Linked DNA regions of Mus musculus: region 1 is linked to region 2. The links are chromatin contacts, found by Hi-C or POLR2A ChIA-PET in ENCODE. All regions are on one chromosome and are shown on one strand. Each heading gives the region's core, a stretch centred on a gene start or an enhancer-like site at or near the end of the contact. The rest is flanking DNA. Distances are from core to core; before and after follow the strand shown. Region 1 holds the start of Acot9 (acyl-CoA thioesterase 9). Region 2 holds the start of Sat1 (spermidine/spermine N1-acetyl transferase 1).

What was found. Hi-C counts contacts between places; a loop is a spot of excess contacts on that map. ChIA-PET counts read pairs that join two places held with the same protein, here RNA polymerase II (POLR2A).
Region 1: a map of left cerebral cortex shows a loop between it and region 2 (15-fold over the local background). The contact joins the promoter of Acot9 here to the promoter of Sat1 in region 2. A Hi-C loop is called at or near these places in 16 of 37 maps with a recorded cell type or tissue (Patski, T-helper 17 cell, T-helper 2 cell and 7 more). POLR2A ChIA-PET finds 5 or more read pairs at or near these places in 4 of 5 experiments (Patski and embryonic stem cell).

The regions. Positions count from the first base shown.
Region 1 is chrX:155,260,994-155,263,880 of GRCm38, forward strand. Acot9 (acyl-CoA thioesterase 9) reads left to right here and starts at 1,450. Exons shown (of 15, transcript NM_019736.4): 1 at 1,450-1,681. The coding sequence starts at 1,662.
Region 2 is chrX:155,214,974-155,217,862 of GRCm38, forward strand. Sat1 (spermidine/spermine N1-acetyl transferase 1) reads right to left here and starts at 1,476. Exons shown (of 6, transcript NM_009121.4): 1 at 1,130-1,476; 2 at 812-863; 3 at 628-711. The coding sequence starts at 1,195.

The sequences.
Region 1 (2,887 bases), core at 200-2,699, 46 kb after region 2:
TTCATCATGGCATAATTGTTGCATGTTTTCTCCACAGTTACATGTTTTCTATCTGGCTTTGTGACTTACTTTGCCTTCTATCCATGCTTTCCAAACGGTGATACATCTTAAATGTCTTACAATGGCAACAAGAACAACGATGAGACATAGGGGTTGCTAAGACATTAAAAGAATAATACAACACATTTATTTTTATGTGTATTAGTCTTTGCTTGCTTGCATGTATGTATGTATGTATACTATGTGTATGGCCTGGTACCTGCAGAGGCCAGAGGAGGCCAACTGATCCTCCTGAAAGTGGTTGGAGCTGGCACATGGGTACTGGGAACGGAACCCTGCTCCCCTGCAAGAACAAGTGTGCTAACTAATCTTTCTAGCCTGGTTAAAGGACTAAGCTAGAGACACACATGAATGCTAGGTGGCTGATTTTAATAGGGCTTTCCTGACTTTAGAACTAATATTAGCTAAGTAGTGAGACATTTCTCACTTTAGATATTATCTTCAGTGGAGTCTATGGGGTTCATTGCTCAGGACTTATTTTCTAAGAAAATGCTTTGGAGTCTCATGAAGGGTCACTTAAGTAAACTTGTATAATTAGTAGATTGTGACTCAGCACCTGGCCATGTGTCTGAGTGAGGGAATTCCTCGGAGGTAAATTAGACCTTCTCATAATTGATGAGTCTAGGAATGTGCCATCATGCCTAATTCTGAAAACTTCCTTTCTTCTGTCCTTTTTCTCCTTTTTTGGAATTGGGACTTGAACCCAGGGACTCTGGCATGCTAGGCATACACACTCTGCCACTTAGCTCTATCCCTCAATCCTTTTTTTTTTTAACCTTTCATTTTGAGATTGGAGCGCAGTAAACTGCACAGGTTGGCCTAGAACTTTGTAATCAGGCAGGTCTTGAATTTGTGATCTCCCAGACTCAGCTTCCTGGGTTGCTTGGATAACAAGAATGGGCCTCCCTTGAAATTCTCTTCAACTTAATTTTTCTTACTAAGCTTCATCTTTTTAAAAACCAAAACGTCAAATAAAAACAGGGACACTATTTCTTACGGCCTAAACCTCACTTCAGCCCTGGTTGGCCTCTAAGTGGTAGCAATTCTCTTGCCTCAGTCTTCCTACTTCTGGGAAAATAAGCAGGGTACCCATATTTTGAAAAGCTGCTCATATGATGCCAAGGGCAAGAACTACAGACTGGGAGTAAAGGTTCAAGTGTCAAAAATAAAAGAGTTCTACCAAGGTGGAGGAACGAGGTGCTTTGCTGAGTGGTTCATTTACTTAACAATGGAGGGAAGAGCCCTGCTTATAAATAAGTCTCCGACCCCACCTAGCTGATTGAGTGGGAAATTCCATTGTCTCGGTCTCCAGTCTCCAGCTGCAGACCAATCAAATAGCAGGACCCGCCATTCTCTACGCAGAAGTCCCGCCCCCTGGCGGCACAGCCCTACCCCGGGCAGCGCAGCCCCGCCCTTCCTGCAGTGAGGCCCTCCCTATCCCGGGCCCTCTTGTGGCGTCACCTAGAAGGTGGGAACCAAGATTCAGTCCGGCGCGGTTGCCGGTGTTTGGAGGTGTCCTCACGCTCACGCTCTTCTGCTACCGGTTTGTCTCTACCCGGGAGGACCTTGGTTGTCCACCCGTGGGTAGGCAGTGGAGTGCCATGAAGCGGGCAGCGATACGGTAGGTGGCAGGGCGTGGAAGGGCGCTGCCCCGGAGTGCCCACGCCTTCCCCTTTGAGGCTCGGAGCCTAGCGGGGCGGAAGAAGCCGCGGGTGGGATGGGGGTGGTGGATATTTGGCTTGGGAGGAAAAGGCACCCAGTGCCAGACCCCGTCCTCCGGCCTACCCTGGAAAAATGCCACCACCCTACTTTAGCGACAGCTGACACTTTTAAAAGGGAAGACGTTGGGTGTTCCCTTGAAATTCCTATCCTTTTGCTCACCAGGGGTGTGGCTGGAATCTTGGTGTAGCCCCTTTTTTCAAAAGCCAGTACTTTCAGTTCTGCCTTGCCTTGCGAGCACTTTTCTCTTAAAAAAAAAAAAAACATTTTGGGGGTTAAGTGCATGACACACTTGGAATCTGTCTTAAGTATGTTATCATACTTGTAAAGACTGTAGAGACCATTTGGCTCTCTTAAGCTGATTCATCTGTTTGGTTTAATTTTATTTAGATCTATTTTTTATTATTTTATGTATGAACATTTCTCTTGCATGTGTGTCTGTGTCCCACATGCCTGCCTGGTGCTTGAGAAGGTGGTGAGCCTCCATCTGGGTGCTGGGAATCAGGTCTTTTTGCAACAAGTGCTCTTAACCACTGAGCCAACTCTCCAACCCCTTGTTTGTTAATTTACTCTTTTTTTTTTTTTTCTGAGACAGGGTTTCTCTGTGAATCTTTGGCTCTCCTGGAATTCACTGTATGTAGACCCAACTCATCTCAAAATCAGAGATCTGCCTGCCTCTGCCTCCCCAGTGCTGGGATTAAACACATATCAACATCCTGTTTGTTTTTGAGATAGAATTTACTGTGTAACCTTGGCTGGCCTAAAGTTGGCTATCTATATATATCGATATCTATCTCTTTCTTTATCTATATCATCAACCAGACTGGCCTCGAACTCACCATATATCTACCGTCCTATGCTTCTCCAGTGCTGGCCTGAAGAGCTTGAGCCACCACTTCCAGCTCTTATCTGTATATTTATTTATTGCTTTGAGATCTCTAGCCAAGAAACCAGGTAATACTAGCAGGCCTCGGACCCATGTCAAGTCTGTCAGGTTTCAACTTTTCTAGTGCTGGGATTTACAGATGTATTTTCTCGTGCCCAGTTTAGAACATGCCTTTGATAAGCAGCAAGGCCTTGTAATGAAAGTGCACCCTTGGACCACATA
Region 2 (2,889 bases), core at 226-2,725:
ATTTCAAATGGAGGCAAAGGTTGCAAATTAGAGGCAATGGTTGCAAATTAAATTTTCTAGCCATTTTGTATTTCTTTGCAGACAGACAGGAAGCGAAAATAAATTTCTGATCTACTGTGTTTTAAGTGTGCGATAATAGGACCTTACCTCATTTATCATGATCATCTACTTTATTGTGTAAAGGGTCTTTTAGTTACCTCCCCGCCCATCCATGTACACAGAAGGGCCATGTACATGGCGAAGCTAGAGACTGTAACCTGAAGATTGGGACAAATTAAAGAAAAAAATGTGATTTAACACAATTACAAAAAAAAAAAAAGTTAGGTTAGGGTCAAACAAAAACCATTTTATGAAACGGAATTACAACAAATGACATTATAACTAACTTTTCCGGGTTTCTACAGAACTTTGATACTTGCTCAAACAGCTCTCTCATAACCCGCCCTATTAGAAAGTACACTACACATATATTTTTTTTCCTCAGTCATTTGCACACTGGCTGGTTGTTATTTCCAGCCAGCTCCTCAGTAACCTCTGCCCGCGTAGTCACGGGTTCTGCCCAGTAGGCTCTACGGGTTTGATATAACATTAGTTCTCTCTGGCTTCTCGACAGGGATCAGGGGTTACCTTCAGGGGTCCAGTGCTCTTTAGGCACTTCTGCAACCAGGCAGTGGTAGAAGGGGTGTTCTCCAAAGCCATCCTCTTGGAGATCTGTAAGACAGGGGAGGCAGAGACAGTGAGAGTTGACCTTTGGAGGTGCCAGGAAACAGATATTACCCGCCCCTCCCCCTCCCCCGCCACGCCTTGTTACCTTTCTCAGTTAAAATGACTTGATCTTCCATGTATTCATATTTAGCCAGTTCCTGGGGACGACATATAAAGAAAAGGACAATGAAACTCCTGGCCAGCCTAGCCAGCTCACGGGAAGAGAAATGGGGCAGGCAGGGTAGAGCGGTGACTGAGTCCTGCCTGGCGCCGAACAGCCGAGCCTGACCCGGGCTGGGGTTGGCAGGCCAAGAAGGCGGAATTTACTGGCCTGGCTGCGTCTCAGAACTGCAGATGAGGATTTCCCCGGTCAACAGAGCCTCCCCTACCCTCTGCCCTAGGGAGAGCCCGGACTTTTACCTACCTTGATCAGTCGCAGGATGTCACTGCAGTCAGAGGCAGTGGCTGGACGGATCTTAAATTTAGCCATTTTCGTCTTTTGCTTTTCTTCCCTTTGCGCACCAGGCCCCTGTACTTGAACAGCAGGAGGAGGTGGTTCCTCATTCGTTTCCCGGGAGCGTCCTCTTCTCAGTCAGGCTGGCACCATGACCCGGCGAACCTCAGTATAAGACAGAAAACTGGCAAACTTACTTCGGGGAAACTGCGCAGCTAAGAAGTGGCAAGACGGTGCCTTTTAAGTCCGCAGAAGCTCCTCCCTGGACGGGGAGCCGGAGAGATCGCGACCAGTAAGGATGAAAGCCCGCCGAAGCACCGCCCTCTGTTCCAGACACTGCCCTCTTCCGGGCTCTCTCGTGACACCCATGGCGCAAACCCGGAGGGCGGGGTAGGGCGAGGCGCGCTGCTGCCTTTCTAGCCTCATGTCCTCTAGCGGCGCCTTGCGGATCCTTGCCGGAAGCATATGAATGCCAGCTTGTCCCCTGGTAACCTTCCTAAATAGAACATGTGGATTGCCTCTGTGACCCCGACATTGCCGAGAAAAGCAAACTCAGGAAGCCCAGCTTTAGGGTATGACAGAAAGATGAGAGCAGCAGCCATTCTCAAAGTGTCGTCTGGAGGCATAATTTCCTTTCCTCTCTAGTAATTTTCCACAGGCAGTTCATTGAGATGTGGTGATGTCACCATTTTCATGACTAAAGAAAGGTGTGGGTTTGAATCTTGTTTTAATTTTGAGACAGGGTCTCTCTATGTAGTCTTGACTATCCTGGAACTCACTATGTCACAACAGGCTGTCCTAGAATTCACAAATCACATAGATCTGCCTGCCTCAGTCTGCCCAGTGTTAGGATTAAACATGTTCACCACAGCCTGCTATTCTTGTATGTTCTAAGGTCAGTTCTTAGGATCCCTCGATTGCTTTCCTTCTAGCTTAGTGGTTCTCAACCTGTAGGTCACAACCCCTTTGGGGTCATATATCACATAGCCTGTATATCAGACATTTACATTACAATTCATAACAATATAACAGCAGCAAAATTACAGTTAAAAAGTAGAAACAAAATAATTTTATGGTTGAGAGTAATCCACAACATGAGAAACTGTATTAAATGGTTGCATTATAACGAAGGTTGAGAACCAGTGTTGCAATGGCTAAATTTAAAATGTTATCTTTCCTTCCTTCCTTCCTTCCTTCCTTCCTTCCTTCCTTCCTTCCTTCCATTTATGTATTTATTTTTTGAGACAAGATTTCTCTGAGTAGCCTTGTCTGTCTTGGAACTCTGTACACCAGGCTGGCCTGGAACTCAGAGATCCTCCTGCCTCTGCCCCCCACCACCTGGCAACATTTTCTTTCTTACTCCTCCCGCTTTCCTTCTTAAATATCTGTTCTTCCTTGTGGACTTTCCTTCTGAAGGAGAGAAACACTTGATAATTCGCTTTAATGATGTATGCCATCTTACATTATTGAAGAGTTGATTTCACTGCTTATAGATTTTGAGGTCTGGAAGTTTTCTTTCTACACACTTATATCTGACCGTCTCTCAGCTTTCTTTGCTATTGAAAGCTGTTGTTGTCCTTACTTGCTCCAGTCCATGCACTTCTTTTGTTTCCTTTAACTTTGTTTGTTTGTTTTCGAGACAGGGTTTCTCTGTGTAGCCCTGGCTCCTTTAACTTTTTATTTTGAAATAATTCTAAACCTACTGAACATGTCACGATATCATTACTCTA